3 separate regions of the Homo sapiens genome follow, and all the other regions are linked to region 2. Evidence: chromatin loops called from intact Hi-C (ENCODE). Cell type or tissue: dorsolateral prefrontal cortex. All regions are shown on one strand. Each heading gives the region's core, and the rest is flanking DNA. Links, peaks and the distances in the headings are about the cores only.

The links. Peaks named below come from ENCODE experiments on the same cell type or tissue, not always from the same donor. Only the 100,000 strongest peaks of a DNase experiment are listed, where the experiment ranks them.
Region 1: a loop joins it to region 2, with 9 times the contacts of the local background. A loop is called at or near these places in 77 of 110 quality-filtered maps.
Region 3: a loop joins it to region 2, with 4 times the contacts of the local background. A loop is called at or near these places in 5 of 110 quality-filtered maps.

Annotation. Positions count from the first base shown.
Region 1 is chr4:114,383,562-114,390,057 of GRCh38, reverse strand. No RefSeq gene overlaps it. Among named protein-coding and RNA genes, the nearest start is that of UGT8, 210 kb to the left of the region's middle. In dorsolateral prefrontal cortex, for the core only: CTCF peaks have their summits at 3,008, 3,218 (motif pointing left) and 5,225 (motif pointing right); no DNase peak of the experiment used is centred there.
Region 2 is chr4:114,691,983-114,698,478 of GRCh38, reverse strand. No RefSeq gene overlaps it. Among named protein-coding and RNA genes, the nearest start is that of MIR577, 38 kb to the right of the region's middle. In dorsolateral prefrontal cortex, for the core only: CTCF peaks have their summits at 3,297 and 3,498 (motif pointing right); no DNase peak of the experiment used is centred there; H3K27ac peaks cover 3,627 bases.
Region 3 is chr4:114,505,597-114,512,092 of GRCh38, reverse strand. No RefSeq gene overlaps it. Among named protein-coding and RNA genes, the nearest start is that of UGT8, 90 kb to the left of the region's middle. In dorsolateral prefrontal cortex, for the core only: a CTCF peak has its summit at 2,544; no DNase peak of the experiment used is centred there.

The DNA of each region.
Region 1 (6,496 bases), core at 671-5,670, 310 kb after region 2:
AGAAATATGTATAGAAATTAATCTTGTGAGGCTTCATGCAGATTTGATTCTGTGTTTACAATAGGAAACTTCTTATATTATGGCTGAAGAAATTACAAACTTAACCCTAGGGGGTGGCCAAGAAATTGAACTGTAGAACATTTGAAAATAAGGGTCTAAAATATATTTTATATTCAGTAAAGAAAATTCTTTAATAAAGTAAAATATTTAAAATGGCATGTGTAAGGAAAATGGATGTGCTACAGTTGAGAGTAGGCTGAGGCAGACATCTGGTCCAACATGACTTAGTAAGTTTGGAGTGCAGGTGCACAATACTGCTTATTGTGTAACCATTCCTGTGAGCTAGTGCTTGTCTCTGAGCCACTATTATCTGTAAGTAGTATAACTGCCCTGCCACCTCTGTCATGCAGGAGGAGGGAAAGAGAATAAAGCTGCTAACACTGTGAGTGCATGTGCACATTAGAGAGCTAGCCGCCTTGCAGGCAGACAGAGAGAGAGCCGGCCACCTTGCAGGTGGACAAAGAGAGAAAGTCATCTGCTGTGCAGGTGGACGGAGAGAGAGAGCTGACTGCCTTGCAGGCAGACAGAGGGGAGCCAAGAAATGGCGTGTGTGTCAGGGAGTGCAGCTGCAGGCATGGGGGTGGCAGGAGCCACGGAGCCAGCTGCTGAGAGGGGCTGCAGCCGGAGCGGGCAGCCAAGACAGACTGATGGAGAGATACAGCATAATAAAGCCACATTTCACCTGCTTACGGGCCCCAGGTGTTCTTTGAGCTACCTGCCACCAGTCTGCCTACTCCCCTCAGACCTCAGCTTGCGCTGGACCCTGACCCTTGGCATGATAGCATGCAATTTATTTTACCTTTTTTTTTTTTTTTGGTGTTTTCTACTGCTTCAATTGGTAAGGATTTGTAGAGCTTTGTAGTAAGCCCATTTAAGTTGGCTTATGATTATTATATAAACTTACATTTAAAATCAGGTCTATTATTTAAGACATTATAATTTGGGGCAAATTTCTTAACCTCCCTAAGCCCTGATTTCCTATTCTGTAAAATAGAAATACAAAAAAAAATAAGTTATTAATACCAACTATGAACTGAGATAACACAAAGAAATTATCTAGTGCAGTGCCTAACTCTGACTCCCTTGTCTTCTTGTTGATTCTGAAGGTCTGTTTGCCTTATGACCTATTCCTTGTCCTTTCCCTGATTTCCTCTATGTGAAAAGATGCTGACTCCTGCAGGTTGTGTTTCTTAGGCTCCTGTAACAGCTGGCTTTCAGCTGGGGCTGGTCAATGGCAGGAGGCACTAGTAGAAGATTGGAAGGTGAAAAGAAGAGAGGTGCACCAATATCTCAGCTTGTGTGTCTGGCAGCTGCTAGCTCACCCAGTGGTTTCAGTGCCCATGGATAGGCTTTTGTGTTTCCAACTTCTGCTGCTGTGTGACTCCAGCTCCTGTATTCTGGTAAAATTCACTTCCCATGATCTCAAGATTCCCTCTGACCAGAGCGTAGATGAAGCTAGTTCTAGTTCTATAATTCTTCCTGCATCTGCTGCTCAGAGTTGCCTTGCCACCTTCCACTCAGCTTCTCTGCTTTTCCATCATCTATAGAACAAAATTCTTATGTTGAAGTCCCTGTATCTTAAAATCTCCAATGCTTTGTGTTTTCAAGTTAGACCTAGTATTAGTTTTCTACTGCTGTGTACCAAATTACTCAAAATAAGCAGCTTAAAAGTACACCCATTTATTATCTCACAGTTCTGTAGGTCAAAATTCCATGAGGACTCAACTGGGTTCCCTGGTTAGGGTCTCACAAGCACACAATTATGGTGCCAGCTAGGGCTGGAATCTTGACACTCTGGAAAAGAATCTACTTAATTTATTGAGGTTGAAGGCAGAATTCCATTATTTGCAGCTATAGGTGTTTTCTTGCTGGCTGTCAGCTGAGGGCTGCTCCCAGTCCCTAAAGGTCGTCTGTTACCCTCGCCACATGGACTTTTTAACAATGGAGAACATTCCTCACATGGAATCCTTCTCACCCTTTGAAAATCTCTGATGTCCTCTTCTGTCCACAGCTGGAGGAAATTATTCTCCTTCAAAGAGCTTATGCGTTTAAGTTAAACCCACTTGGATAATCTCCACTGATTAGTAACATCAATTACATCTGCAAAATCTCTTTTGCCTCCTAAGGTAATATAATCATGGGAGTAATGCTGGGGAAGAAGGTCACTGTAGATAGAATTCTGTCTTCCACAGGCCTTAAGTGATCCAACACTTCTGGCGCTAGCCAGGTTTGTGTCCTTGAGCTAATCATTTAACCTTCAAAGACCTTAGATTCTTCATTTATAAAACATTTATAAATAAGAGGGCTAGGCATACTGATTGCTAATGTTCTAGTTCTATAATTCTACCATTTTGTCATCTGAGACCAACATTACTTGGGCTAACAGGAAGAATGGTGTGGGGTTTTGCTATCTTCTCTTGTGCCCATCCCCTTTCACTGGGGAGTATTTAGATTTCATTTGGAAAAATAGAAACTTGTGTTTTGCCAGAAACATTTCTTAAGTTTAGTCACAGTGAAAATACCTATATTTCATTGTATTAAACTTCAATATTTAGGAGTGAGTTGCTACTTCTTTTGGCGGTGCCAGTTGTGCCGAAAGTTTTGACTTGGGTCAGTAAGCCCCACCTCAGTTCTCAGAGTGATGATGCTCTGGTATGAGGTGAGCTGGATAGAGAATATAGAAGGGCTAATCCCAGAGGGTTAGAGGAGAACTCAACCTAGTAAGAGCCTCAGATGATATAACAGTCCTGGCATCTCGGACATATTACATAACATCTCTGAACTTCAGTTATATCTTCTGTAGAATGAAGAAATTCACCAGGGGACTTTTAGGGTCCTTCGGGTTTTAACAATAGATAACCCTTCTCTATAATACCGCCTTGGCTGTAATAAAAACACAGTAACCATATGTACAATGAAATTGTAAGTTTGTTAAATTCTCAGGTGGAATGAACACTGAATACTTTAAACACTCACATAAAAAATTTTCATTAAAATATTTCAGTGTATAGTTTTTGGATGTTATAATTCATGACCGTAAACCACTCCCTTCCACCTCCATAGATCTATTCCTTCTGGATTAATATACATATATAGTATGCCCTTATAAAAGTGAAAAAAACGAAAAATAAATAACAGCATATCAACATCTGGCAGTCACATAGTGCCCTCTTCTGGCTAATGATCAAACCACAACTTTTCTCTGTGCTATGACATTATCTGGATATTTGCATGTTATTTTACATCTTTTCCACACATTTACTTTGTGCTATCTGTTTCAATAATTCTTAATGTTTAATTGTTATCAGTTTTAATAATCATTGTGTTTTATTGATGCTGTACGCATTCACCTGTTTAGCAACTTAGTTTAATAAACACAGGTAATCTATAAGGTTTTTTTTTTTTTCCTCTGCAAAATTTTAGACTATAATCCAGTTGGGGTATTTTTACTGATAAAATTAACCAGATTGCTACATTTACATTGAATTTTTAAAAAGACAGTGATAAACACGTTCTACAACACAGTATATTTATAATTAATATTTCAGTTTCTGCCTCTACATACGTATGGGAGTTAACTAAATCATTTCCGTTCCCCTCTAACTAGGATAAACCACACTGTGATATTATTTTCCCATTCTTGTTATTATAGTTTTTACCCAAGTATTTCCATTCTATATTATATATTTGATCATAAAGGGATTTAGAAATGAAATATAAAGCCAAGAATAATAATGAGTCTATTTGGTTTTAATGAAATAACTGTGATTTGGGGAGGTAATTTAATGACTTTGCCTAATGTCTCCATTTACAACAGTGATTATCAACCCTTAGGACCACATGAAGATCACTTGGGGATGTAGTGGGAAGAGTAAATTTTCTCCAATAGCAACACGTGTGATGTTCTCCAGACATATTGAGACCCTTTGATAGCCTTATACTTAATGACTACATATTCTATCACCTAAATCAGGACACTTTTGAGTGTGAAAGAGTCATTATTAAACAATAATTATTACTGAGAATTACTTATGCCAGGGTACTGGCCAAACTGGGGCTACTGTAGGCAAAGCAGAAGTCGAATCAACATAATTTTGTTACAAAATGTATTCAGTAGAGTATGGAAAACTGAACAAATTCTGTTTTTACTTCTACTTTCAATGGCAGTTCTCATCTTCTATTTACAATTTTCTGTTGTAAGGCAAACAGAAACCATGTTAAACCTTTACTCACCTTGGAGCCAGATGACCTAGTTTCAAATCATAACAAATTACTTAGCTTTTCTGTGTCTCAGTTCCCTCATCTGTAAGATGGGAATATTATTAGTAATTAGCTTATAGGAGTGTTTCAAGTACTAGAGAGTTAATAATGACTGAGTAAATATGTTGGTTATGTTTAGAATAGTATCTGGAGCATAGTAAACGCTACTATTAATAATGAAATTATTAGTTTTTGAGAATGAATACTAATTTGTTTGAGGTTTTATAAAGCGATGATAATTTCAGAGGTTATATTTATCTCAGGAAAGCAACATGTAGTAGGCAGCTTCTCAGATGGCCCTGAGTTCCTCCTTGTGCTCACGCTGCAGTACGTTCTTCTCCCTTTGAGTGCGGCCTAGACCTAGTGACTCATTTCTAATTAACAGAACAAACGACGAAAGTGATGAGATGTCACCTCTGTGAGGAGCTATAAAAAGACTGACTTCCATGTTGCTCTTCCTCCCTTATTTTTCTTTCTCTCTTGTATCCTTGCTCTGAGACAAGCAAAATGCCATGATGTGGACAGTCGTATGGAGAGGCCAACGTGGTAAGGAACTGATGATGTCTCTGGCCAAAAGTCAGCGAAGACCTGAGGCCTAGCAATAGCCTTTTCCATTAGCAAATAGTAATTTAAAAATATTCGAAGAATCAAAATGTAAATAGTGGGAAAATGTGATTTCGTCAGTTTCTAGATGCCAAAAAAAAAAAAAATCGTCTATCTCTTCCCATAAAGAAAATCATTGGAATTTCCAAATTAAAAATAGTTTCAGTTGTACTAGGAAACAAAAAGACATTTAATTATAAATGCAGCTTTGATAGAAATTCTAGTATGGAAATTAAACTGACTTTGGGACTGAATGCATTTTAAGAATATAATCTTAACGGTTCATGTCAGTTTACCACTTGGTGGAGCTACAGTGCCAGATAACCCTTAAAACCTGTTCTGTTTTTATGGACGCAATTTTTTTTTTTGAGAAATGTAGATAAAATGCATAATTTTAATCATTATTTAGAAGCGTTTTATTGATTACTCTCCACCCTTACCAAGCAATTTCTGTAACATGTCAAGAAGAATTCTTTACATAATCTTGGGCTGTTAATGGAAGAGTTTGCTTATTTTTATTTTTCATATAGATGATTTAGGAGGATATTCCTTGGGAAATACTTACATATTGGAAAAATATAATCTATTAAAATTTGAAGAATAGTTATCAGGTCTTCTAGATATTTATGTGTGGATATTATGAGAAGGAAAAGTGAGCCTTCCTGTAGAACAAGGCCTATCACAGAATTCCTGAGTCAAGCAGTGGTAGAGAAAGACTGATTTTTGCAAGGAAGAAAGGACAGACAAAAGGTGGAAATGTTGGTCACAGACAAACATAAATTCATTCTCTAATCCTTACAAACGATTAGAATGATTACATTTGGTAAACTCAGGTCTCCAATCCTTTATCTTGAAATTTGGGGGCCAATATGCGTTAGAATTAAGAAATGTTCAGATTTTAAAAGAGGAATACAGTATTTATATCATATATAGCAGTGCATAACATTCTCAGCAATGTCTGAGCTAGCACCCATTCATGTTGTTGAAGGTTAGATTCCACAAGAATCAGACTCTGAAATAGAGGTTCAGAGAAGATGTTTATTAGAATGTACTCTTAGCTCCAGGTAACTTCATGGGAAGATCTCTATTTGATACAGTCCTTTCACATTTTCCTGAACTGGGGTGAGGAACATGAGCCTTCATACCCCCCTGCAATGAGTCACTGGATTCAGGCTGCTGCTGAATAAAAGAAGGCCTTGTTCTGGCATCCCTCCCAGCAGCTGAGGGACTAAATCTTTCATTCCTGCTGTGTGACTTGGACCACTGTCTTTGAGGTTTCTGAGCTTCATGTCTTCAAGCCCTTCTCAGTTAAAGGTTACTAAATTTGTCCATTGACCATCCAAAACTTGGCACAAGGATACTAGGAGATGTCCAAGTGATTAGCAGAGTAGGAAACATATTCCTCCTCGTCCTTTTGTGTCACCTTTCTCCTGGTGAAAAGAGTCGATTCCTACCAATATGCTAACTCCACTTCTTGTCTTCTATTCACTTGCAAGAAGAGCATAAAGCATCCAAGAGGCAACCACTAACTTATAGTTCAGCAGGGCTTTTCTTGTGTGTCCTGGTGAAAATG
Region 2 (6,496 bases), core at 694-5,693:
ACTAATGCAAACCACATTGAGTTATAGGAAGGAAAATGTATTCCCCAGTGCTTAGAATTTACCGAACATGAAGAATTCGAATGAGATTGTTTAGTGAGAAGGGGAGGAATTTCCATGCCTACCTCCCCAAACAAATAAATCACTGCTTATATCCTGGGAATGTTTCCAAATAGTCTATGTTTAATGATATAAAGAGTATTTATAACCGAGTTTATATTCACATGTCTTTTCTGTCTTACTTTTCAAATGTATACTTCAGACTGAGGCTGCGAATATCAAATATATGTTCAAGATAGAATACTAGGGTACCAAGGTCAGTTGTCCTTGCATTGTTCTTTTACGTTTTAAGCCAACAGCAACATTGCTCCACTGAATGGTTACCTTGTATTCATCCATAAACAGCCCAGAATAATCCATAGAACAGCATAAGAGTAACTTTGAAATCATCCTTATTCCACTGCAGAATAAAAAGGATCAGTGGACTAAACAGAAAAAAGAAGACTTCCTGTCTTAGATCGGCCATCTGTTCAGGCCATTTCATTGAACACTTTTTTTGTTGTTTTTGTTTCTGAGTCAGTGTCTAGTTGCTAATTGATAAATGTTAAAAGCCTCACAAAATATGCACTTGGAAAAAGTGCTACATTGTAAAAGTGAAGCTGGATTTTCAGAAGTCCTTGCATGGTACATCTGAGATCAAACATATTTAGGAGAGATTTGAACACAATTACATTGAAATGAGAAAAGGAATAAGTAAAATGTAAAAAAAGCAGATACCTAAACTTGATGACAGGAGGTTTGAATGTCAATTAGTTTATCAGGTGATAAAACATATTAAAAATTATAGCCATTCATTCAACTAATATTCATCAAAGTCAGGATGGGGAAAGCATGCAAAAGTGTAAAACCTAAGCAAGAAGAAAAATGTCGCCCTAAACAAGATAAGGGTCCTGCTGAACATAAAACTTTATGTGACAAAGAAAATATCACCATGATAGAGTGAAGAAAGCATTATATAATAAGCAGTACTGGGACAATTATTTAAAATTTGGGAGCAAATTAATTCAGGTAAATATTTTACATCAAACACAAGTAAATGTAAGTGGATTAAAAGGTAAAGCTTTAAAAATGAAATAGCATACAACTAAAAGAAACTAGACCCAAATATTTTCAATATCCTGGAAGAGACAGAGGTGCCTTTGTACATTTGAAAACAAGGGGAGAACTCATAAAAGAAAAGACAGATAAGAAAAAAATTAAACTACCATGCAAAAACAGTAAAAGGCAAATAATACAGTAGGAGATATATCTGCCAAAATTTTCAAAGTTTATATACATTCTGAAGACAAATTTTAAATAGCAACAGAAAGTACAGACAGATATCTTTTTCTATTAAAGAAATGAAAATTCAAATCAAAATGAGATACAGACTTCACTTAGCAAACAAGCAAAACAAGAAAAAACAAGTTTACTTCGTAATAATGATGCATGGTAGAAAAACAAGTACTAGTGATATTGTAAACTATTAAGTCTTTTTGGAAAGCAGTTTGGCAATGCCTACCGAAAGCTATAAAGTACTCTTATACTTTCATCAATTCAATTTCAGTTCAGGACTCTATCTTAATAAAACAATGTGAATATTGCAGAATTAACAAACACAAAGATATTCCTGAAAGCATGTTTTCAAAACAGTCAACAATTATGTTTAGCTGATGTGATTATGCTCCATTTCTGTGTATAAGCACCACACTTGTTCTGATTAGGTGAATTTCAGTAATATATGAAAATATATTACATATAGTAATATATGGTAACATATATAGTAATATATAGTAAATATATACACATAGTAATATATGGAAATATATTTGGAAATATATAAGAATATTTAAATGAAATTCAAGAGAAAACTTGTGTATATATTTTCCATTTATGATAATCTATCATTATTTATATTTTTAAATGACTGAATAGACATGTCCTTATAATTACTAGCAGCAAATTTTGTTAACCTAGGCTTATTTTATATGTGTTTTAAGCAAAATAACATCACAAACAATGAAGTCTGATCTTTGCTAGGTTTGCAGGAGCAAAATTATCTATACTTTTAACAAATCAACTCAGATCTTTAGTCAGCATGTTTCAGTGGCACAAACGTGCTGGAGACTGCTAGGGAAAAGATACCACAAAACAAATTTTATCAATATAAAATTTTTTGCTGAGCACATAATCGGTACTCAGTAAATATTTTTTGAATTAATAAAAATAACTGACTATAACATTTTGATCATGTATGTCAAATATTTTATTGCTCATTTGCAGTGTGATTAACACAACGGAGCTTATCTAGTGTAAAGAAAACATATTTCCCCTGAGAAACTATACTAGTTTACATTGTTATGTACTCTCTTATTTCTCTGTCAGTTTACAGGCTAAGTCAACATAGCAAAGTGCAGGCTAAACATTTAATTTAGTCAATATAGACACAATAATGTAGGTAAATTAGGCTATGACAAATTGAGTCTGAATTTAAACACTAATTAAATTAACTGGATAATTAACAAAATTCCAATTTCACTTGTAATTTGTAAACAGAGTCTTAGAAATATAATTGTGACACTTTCCCCCTACTCCTTGGTAGAACTTTGTTCCAAAGAGTAAATAAAGCATATAGATGATCATATAAAAATCAAAGAATGTTTGGATTCAAAGAGAGACTGGGGTTTAATCCAATATATTCATTCTGAAAATAAGTTTCAGGCTTAATGATATCAAATAATTTGCCCCAATTTCTGCTAGTATATATATGTCTGAAGACAAAATTTGACAGTCTCCAGCATGTTTGTGCTGCTGAAACATGCTGATTAAAGGTCTGAGTTGATTTGTTAAAAGTATAAATAATTTTGCTCCTGAAAACCTAGCAAAAATTAGAATTCATTGCTTGTGATGTTATTTTGCTTAAAACACATATAAAATAAGCCTAGGTCAACAAAATTTGCTGCTACTAAGTATAAGGACATGTCTATTCAGTCATTTAAAAATATAAATAATGATAGATTATCATAAATGGAAAATATATACACAGGTTGTCTTTTGGCTTTCTTTTAAATTTTCTTAAAAGTCCATATATTACTGAAATTCACCTAATCAGAACAAGTGTGGTGCTTATACACATAAATGGAGCATATTCACATCAGCTAAACATAATTGCACGAAGAAATATATTTATATTATAAGCTACAGTTTTAAATTTTATTCTCTACACAAATTTCTCAGAATTAAAATGTAAAAATGTTTACTAAAGGTTGTTTATCTCTTTTCTGCCTACCCCTTTGTTCTTAACCATTTTAAGGTATCTTTGCTGAAGACAAAAATTACCAAATTTCTCCATTTTATTCAATCTCCAACTTATCTCAATGTCTCTCAAGATATATACAACATTGACATCTTAAAACTTTGAGAACAGTGAATAAATAAATCTACATTTCACCACTAGATGTCATCAAAGATCTGTTCATCAGAACATCAGCCATCCAGCTTTTGGCCATTTGACCTCTGCCAGAAAAATTATTGTATTTCTCAGCATAATCAGGAAACGATAATTTTAGTAAAATAGTCTATCTAATTCCTCAATGTTTAAATAATGAGTTTCCATATGCAGCAATATCTTAAAAATACATAAAAATAACCCAAATGTATATTAATAGAGAAGTTACTTTATCATTTCAAAACTCCCAATAGATCTAATTAATAGGCATTGCCAGTGTGAGAGTAATTTTATAATTTATATATATATTTATCAGAAATATACATGCATGTAATTTCTCTGCCATTTTTATTGGAAAATAAGTACAAGTTGTCCTCTTTCACTCTAAGATAACTCACCAGTTGGGAGGATTATAACACCATTAGCAGTTGAAACTGTTCATATCATTTGTAACTATTATTATCAGCCCCAAGATGGAGAATCTGATAATTGAGTTTACATGTTTAATTAGCTTAAATAATTTTAATATATACTTTTCATTCATTGTATTTATTCCCACAAGAAATAATAATGAAATAATTTGCTTCATATAGTTTTATGGTAGAATTCCTTTAAAAAGCAAACTTTCATGCAACATGTATAATTTTATCTGAAAAACCCAATCTAATAATCTACTTTTATTGCTTAGAGTAAGTTGATGTTCATCTGAATTGGCATACTTCCAAACTGAAAGAGAGCAGGAAGGAAACATTCATAATAAAATAAATAATGAATACATTCTCTTCAATGTAGACTTTTTCTTCATAATGTGCTATCAAATATCACTTTGGGTATTAAATATTTTCCCTGAATGTGCTTTGTAGTATCTTTTTTTTCAAGATAAAATGTAATATAATTGGAACCATTTTGATTAAGCATTTTTATTCTTTTTTTGAACACTCATTAATTATACTTTGTTTTCTAGGACCTGAATAATGTTTTTATTGCAAATTTCCCAACTTAAAGATAATCTCTATGTTTTGGAGAATACATTGACTATGACCAGGATGGAAAATTTAAATTCATATACTAAATCACCAACTCAATCCTTCCAAGAAAAAGAAAAGAAATCATATATTCCAAGGCTGTCATATATAATGCCGACTCAAAATTATGATATTTCTGATAGGTCGATCATACTAATAATTTACTTTAGTATGATATTCAGAAAAGAGTGAGCATGGTATATATTTAGTTCACTGCATATCTTCAGGTATATTTCCTGGCACACATTAGATATTCTGTATGTATCTGTTGAAGAAATGAATAAATGCATGAATAACACATGGCAGTAATCATGAGAAGAGAGACTTTGGCTTTTTCTGTACTAATCTCTAATTCTGCAAGTAATACCTATGCCACTTGTAATATTAATGATAGTAATATATTGGCAAATTTTAACGTAGAGACATATCTTATTTTTGCAGCTTATACTTGCAGGTAAGCAGAGATTATTATAAACAATTCAGGAGTGAAGAAAATAAGACAATTGACCAACTAGTCATAGCAACCGGAGATAAATTGAGAAAATAAGTTACTGTTTTTAACAAACCTTTCTTAGAAACTTTCATATGATATTCCATATTCCTTATAACCCAAATATTTTATAGTATTCAAGTCCATGTTGACAAAATGTAGGGGATGGCAGAAATTGTCATGCTTTTATATTGTTAACTTATATTTAAGGAAAGGATATCTATAAAATTCAGTTTTACCGACAGAGAGGATATATGAATTGCCCTGGCTTGCTCTCACACTTTATTGGGAATATGCCTTCTTAAACATTTACTTATTCAACAATATTTACTTACCAAGTACCATGTGCCAGGCATTGCTCTGGTCACTGAGGACTCAGCATTCAAAGATCTCTGCCTTCGTGGAGATTGCCTTCTCATTGAGAGAAGTAAACACAAAACAAGTAAAGAAAGAAATACATAAGTAACATGATTTTAGATAATAGTGAGAGTTATTAAGAAAGGGTGATCCGATCATAAACCACTGGAGAAGACCAATTTAAATTGGTTGATCAGGAAAGGCCTCTCTGAACAAAAGGCATTTAGACAGAGGCCTGAAGGAGAAGAAAGGGCATCCACATGAAAAACTGAAGAAAAAGTATTCCAGGAAAAGTGAACATGCACTGCAAAGACCTCTCAAAGGAAACTGGCTTAGCATATTTGAGAAAGAAAAAAGGTGCAGTAAGGCTGAAGTTTAGTGAGTAAAGACAAATGTGGTAGAATATCAGATTGAAAATACAGACAGTGGCAAGAACAGGTAGACACCCGTAGGCCTTGGTGGGATGCTTAGAAAACCCAAGCTTTTTGAGAGAGAAGTGAAACGACAGGTTTTACGGTTTTTGAAGAGGGCTTTGGTTGTTGAGTAGAAACTTAATATTAGAAAGCCAAGGATGGAAGGTGGAAGATCCTCCAGGAGCTTTGTGCAGTAGGCCAGGCAAGAGATGAGCATGGCTGGAGGTGGCAAGAGATGAAGTGTTTTAGGAAAACTTATAGGGGTAAAACCAATAGGACTTAATTATTTGATTGTATGTGAAGACTGAGAAAAATACAGCAGTTGAGATGTTTAAGTAACTGGAAAAATATTGGTATCATTTACAACGTGGAAAAATCTTGGGGGAAATTATGGATTCTGTTATGGTATTTTAAATTTGAAATCCTTATTACACTTAAAAAAGAGATGACAAGTAGTTAAGTTGGGAACTCGAGAGATAGATGAGAGGTAGAGATATAAATCTGGGATGTTAATGTACATATAATAATCAAAAACATGAGGCTCTGTGAGATTATACAGGGAGGAAATTAAGACAGACAAGAGAAGAGGGCCCAGCCCTGAGCCCTGCTCCATTTATAGGTCAGGCAGCAGAGGCACAGCCAGAAATCAAAACTGAAACAGTCACTGAAATATCAAAATAGGAGAGGGAACAGGAGAGTACCTATTTTAAAAACAGTAACAGCTTTC
Region 3 (6,496 bases), core at 634-5,633, 190 kb after region 2:
AGTCCTCCAACCAGTGCATTCTCTCTCTGTAAGCAAATTATAGAAAAAGTAACATTATGAACAGGGAATTTCTGCAGGCTGAAAGAAGAATCACAACAGAAATATTGTTTATTTGAGATGAATGTTTAAAAGCATCAGAACATAACATTTTTTCCCACAAAAGACAAATATCAGGCACTAGACTAGACATCTCAAGTCCTTGGCACAGGGATTCCTTCCCTTTGGATAGTTCTTGGAGGTGAATGGCTAAGGTCTTACTCTGACCATTTCTGTATAATTCTGTCACTTACAACCAAATTTCCTTTTATTGATACTCTATTTATTTAAACTTGTTAAACTTTCAATATATTGTAAAAGGCATAAGACAGATTTGTCTCTTTATTATTTTGTATATTTCCATTTTATGTCTATTTCCACCTCAGAGTGAGGTAGTAGCCTGAGATGATCCACATGGCTAACCCAACTATCAGATGCTACCTACAGCATAAGAAGTATTCATAAGCTTTGTGTGTTATAATGAATAAAAAAGTGAATTAATGGGCTTCTTTTTTTAATGCTCTGAAAATTCCTTCTTTTTTTATATGTGGAGGAAAAATCAAATGTAAATGTATTATTTGTAAAATTCTTTCTCTATAACTTTCCTTATCAATGTCATATAAAATCCTGATACCCAAGACCTGCCTACTACTTTCTTTGCATAGGACAATTTTATTTTGGTTTTGCTCCTTGAATAATAGAATAATTATTTGTTTTAATATGGAGAGGTCTCTGATTTCAATAAGACAATGTTTAGGATATATTTTTTGGCTTTATCTCCTAGTCAAAGTAAATATTTTGGCCTTATCTTTTGGTCAGAGCTATAATACAGAACTTACAGTTGCTAAACTTTGGCAGAGCAAAATCTCTTACTCATGTTTACCCACCCTGTCATAAATTTCAATGCTTTAAATTTCCCGGCTTATTGTACCCATTCATTTTACAAATCCTCCTACCACCACCAGTACCCACATCATCAATTAATAGCTTTTACCATCATTTGCAACCAGAGAACATTATCAAGAGTAAGAAAGACAGGCGGTGAAAATATTTATTTGGCTTTGATGCTGATTTTGTTTCTTTTAACTAGGTAGGTGGGAGTAAACCAAAGAGGTGGGTAGAAACACATGTGTCTCTAGGATAGCAGGGACATATGTTTATACCCTAAAGTGAATTTTCTTAGTTTAGCCATGCTGATAACTCCTATGCAGACACTTAGTTGTGATTTTGTTGGTTGGGAAAAAAAAAAAAGAAATTTATCAGGGAAAAGTCAGAACTGTGAGTTAGCAGGTTTTGACCTTTGGCTGCCTGGAAAAGAAGAGAAGAGAATATAAAGGGAATCAAAAGGGGAAATAGGAGAGGCACTCAGAAAGAGAAGATGGACACTAACAAAATAAACTTGGCAATTTAGCTAACTTGTAAAATTAATAGCTCTTGCACTATGGAAAACGCTTGAGAGCTTTTCAGAAGAGGTATGAAAATCAGCTAGTCTTGGTTCTTACCAAGGCCTCTTTCTCCAAGTTAGTCCAGATCATTTATTCTAATTTTTCCTGGTATCTTGCCAACCAGTTTTCATTCATGCCCTGTGAAGAGAAGCAGAAAGGAAAGGAAAGAAAAGAAGCACAGAGAAGAGAAAGAGATAGACTTGTGTTCCTACAACTGATTTCCTCCTTTTAAGGAGTCAGCAAGATATAATTTCCTGGGATTTCCCTATTAATAGAACACATTCCTCACGAATGTCCTACAGTTTTAATGATACTTCCACCACTGTCACTGATCACCTGGGTTTCCCATTTCACTGGACTTTTGAGCACCCACCCTCACCAAGCTTATTTGGCTTGTTCTTCCTTTCGCAGGAGTACCATTGCTATACCACATTCTCACTTGATCCCCTTTGGATGAAATGAAAGAAACAGCTGGTTTGACTGGTAAGTTTACTAAGGCAGGACAGTAGCAGTACTTTATAAATTTTAAAATGGCTATGAAACTGTTTCTGCTTATTTCATTTTGGTTAACTGAATAACTTTTATATTTTAGTATTCTACAATTTGTTCATTATTATGCATAAGTGTGTATACAAAATAATAGACAAATTATGGAGCAGGAAAATATAAAACTGTGTACTTTATGTGTTTGGCTGGCTGGCTGTGAAATTACTTTCTTTATGATTTCCGCCCTCCACCATTACTTTTTCAACCTAATCAAGGTAAGGCCATTAAAATATTCAAGCTCATTATTCAACTGTTTTTAGCTTTACAGATACTAATAATATTAACTCAGAAAATATAATCAAAACTAAGCAAACTTTTGTCAATTATATTCTAAACTAAAAAAATTAAACTTGCTGCTAATATATAACTTGTTAGGAGGTGATATCATATTGAGATCCAGATTTTCTAATAGAAAAAGATTACATTAAGATATGGATTCAAGTAAAGGTTAAAACTTTTTAATCAAAATCCTTAATATACTTACCCTCTCAATTTCTTCACACATCTTTTCAATAGTGCTATCTGGTGTTTTTAACTGAGTGGGCTGGAAATTTTACTAGTAAAGATTTTGTGTTCCTTGATACAAACTATTGTTGAGTGTCCTTGAAGGTTTTGAGACCAGCTAGTATTTTGATTCAGAAATCACAATATAAACTTAGAAGTCTTGGAAATAATGAAGTCCTGCAAATTAACACCAAATTTAACAACCACCTAAATATTTAATCAACATTCAAGCTAAAATTTCTGCAAAACAAAATGATGAGCGTTCTTAATATTAAATGATAAAAGCACAATCTTACTTTTCCTCAGGAGAATGAGTTTGACATTATATAAAAGGCTAAAGAAGTTAGATACGAATTGAAATCATTTGCTATGAAATCTGATAAGGTTGTTTTTTTCCCTCTGACATAATTGTCTTCTTTTTCATTTATCCTGATATCATATTTACCATTCTTTTGGAATGTGTTTTGTTAGGGAGAGGAGGGCCCAGAAAGACTAAGAAATCATGTTTGAGTGACATTAGCAAGATAATGAAATAGGAAGTCTCATTCTCCACCCCCCTCCTCTAGAAAGTTAAACTAGCAACTGTCCACAGACCAGAGTATCATTTTTTAAAATCCCAAGACTTGAAAACAAGCTGGAAACAACCATGTGGTCCAAAGAACTAAATAAGAAGCAAATTATTAGTGTAAGTATAGTAATGCTTCAACCACGCTATCCCTGCCCCACCCCCTGCAAGTTGGCATAGTGCTACACAGAGAGGATTTCCCCAGGGTCCACAGTTTCTACAGAGGGACTAGAGAACTGAAGGTGGTCAGTCATCCAGCTTCCCTAGCATTCCGAGATGCTTCCTCTGGTCTTACCTCAGGGGGAACACTGAGACTAATAGCACAGCTGTACTACCTAGGATCCAGTAAAAACAAAGAAAGAAGACAGAGCTCTCAGTGACCAGTGTGCAGATTTTGGTGGTTCCTCTATGTTCCTGCAAGCTGTGGTACCCAGTGAGAGATACCAGTCAACTGCGTAGGTCACCTGCAAAACTGAGCTGGTTGCCTTCAGAAGCACAGTGGGAGGTTCAACCTGGCTTGATTTCCTAGACAACATACCAACCTTCAGAGCCCACCCCAATGACACAGCCAAGACAGGGAGACACTCAACTCCATGCATTTCAGAAATATGTAAAGACTAGACCTGCTTGACCCAGGAGGTCAAACAGCAGCTCCACTCAGCAAAAAGCCTGCCCCATGGTTGTTTCCAGACAGGGAGGCCATCCTCAACCATGCATTTCTAAGGAGCATAGCCTTTGGTTCCACCCATCCCAAACAGTGACTCTTCCTAACCTCAGAACCTAGACTATAGATCTGCCCAACTAAAGATTTTAAATAACAGAGTCACACAGCCAGGGAATATATTTCGTGACTGACCTGACCAGAGGCCAGTGGCCAGACAGCAGAGCCCAGCAAATGGCTACACTTAGTGTCGGAACAAAGGCAGCAATCTAACCAACTAGAGAACCCTCAATAATCCCTGCCTTCCTGAAATCACCACCAGTTGCCCCTTATAGAATCACAGTTGTGACTAAATAGTGAAGAGCTATCCCTGCCAAAGAACACCTATAAAGGCCAGAAAAGATGGCTGTCTCTTCAAATATGCAGACAATAACACAAAAAGACAAGAATCAGGGGATCATAGCTCCTCCCACAGAAACTAATAAAGCTCCAATAATGGACTCTAAAGAAATAGAGACCTATAAAATTACTGATAAAGAATTCAGAATAATCCTTTTAATGTTCAGTGAAATATAAGAATATATGGATAGAAAATAAAATTTGGAAAATAATACATGAATAATGCAAGAAGTTTGACAAAGAAATAAAAAACATTTAAGTAGAAATCCTAAAGACAAATACAATGACTGAACCGAAAAAATTCAGTACAAGTCTTCAACATTAGACTGATAAGGCAGACAAAAAAATCAATTAGCTAGAGGCAGAACATTTAAACTTTTCCAGTCAGAAGAGAAAAAGACAAAGGAAATTAAAAGAAGAAAGAAAGCTGACAGAAATTATGAGGCACCATCAAGAGATCACATCTTCACAAAACAGCAGTTAAAGAAGGAGAGAAAAAAGTAAAAAAGGCTATAAAGAATATTATAAGAAATAATGACTGAAAGCTTCCCTAATCTGGGAAAAGATGCCTACATCAGGTACAGGAAATGCAGATGTCTCCAATCGAATTCAACCCAAAGAGGAGTTCAATAAGATATATAATAATCAAACTATCAAATTCTAAGACAAAGAAAAATTTCTGAGAGCAACAAGAGATAAGAAACACATTGTATTCAAATAAGTCACAATATGACTACCAGCAGATTTTGGGCAAAAGACAGAAGGATGATATATTCAAAGTGCTGGTGAAAAAGAACTGCTAACTAATATTTTCCCAGCTAACCTGTCTTTCAGAAATGAAGGAAAAATAAAAGTTTCTCAGACAAAATTTAAGAGAGTTTATTACCACTTCCTGTATTACAAGAAGTGTGAAAGAGAGCACTTTAAGCTGAAACAAAACATTACTAACTAATAGCATAAAACACACAAAAGCATAAAACTCAATGGCATAAGTAATACAGAGCCATATTCAGAATATTTCAGGACTTTAACGATTGTGTGTAACTCAATTTTATTACTAGTTCCAGGGTTAAAAGACAAAACTATTAAGAAAAACAATACCTACAATAAATTGTAAAAAGGTGCTCATTACAAAATGATGTAAATTCTGAAATCAAAAACATAAAATGGGGGGAAATATAAGTGTACAGTGTTGTAGGCAATTCAAGTTACCAGCTTGAAATAGACTGTGTGTTATAAGAGGTCTGAAGTAAGCCTCATGTAACAGCAGAACAAAAATCTTCAATAGAAGCACAAAACAAATTTAAAGAAAGGGTTCAAAGCATACTGTAACAAAAAACCATCAAACCAAAAAAAAGACAAGAGAGAGAAAAAAACGTATCTACAAAACTACCTAGAAAACAGTTAACGACATGGCAATAATAAGTCTTAGCAATCAATAATTAATTTGAATGTAAATGGTTTAAATTCTTCAGTAAAGACATAGAATGAGTGAATGGATTAAAAAATAAGACCCACTACTTGCTACCTACAAGAAACATCAAGAGACTCACCTTACTTTTAAGGATGCATATAGACTGAAAGTGAAGAGATGACAAAAGATACTCTATGCAAATTGAAACAAAAAAAGAACAGAGGTAGCTATACTTACATCAGACAAAACAGACTTTATGTCAGAAATGTAAAAAGAGGCAAATAAGAACATTATATTATGACAAAGAAATTGACTCATCAAAAGGATATAATACTTGTAAATACATACGTGTTTGTGTATGTGTATATATACACATACTCAATATCCAACACCTAAATATATAAAACAAATAGTAATATATCTGAAGGGAGAGATAGATTATAATACAATAATAGTAGAGGACTTCAATACCTCACTTTTAACAATGGACAAATCATTCAGTCAGCAAATAAAGAAGGAAACATTGGATTTGAACAGCACTTGGACCAAATGAACCTAACGGACATATACGGAACATTCCATCCAACAGCAAGAGAATACACATTCTTCTCAAACACATATGGAACATTCTCTAGGACAGATTATATATTAGGTCACAAACAAGACTTAGCAAATGTAAGACTGAAATCATATCAAGTATCTTTTCCAACTACAATTGCATAAAACTAGAAATCTTTTTTTTCCTTTTGAGACAGATTCTTGCTCTGTCGCCCAGGCTGGAGTGCAGTGGTGGAATCATGGCTCACTGCAACCTCTGCCTCCCAGGTTCAAGCGATTCTCTCACCTCAGCTGCCCAAGTAGCTGGGATTACAGGCACCCGCCACCACGCCCAGCTAATCTTTGTATCTTTAGTAGAGACTGGGTTT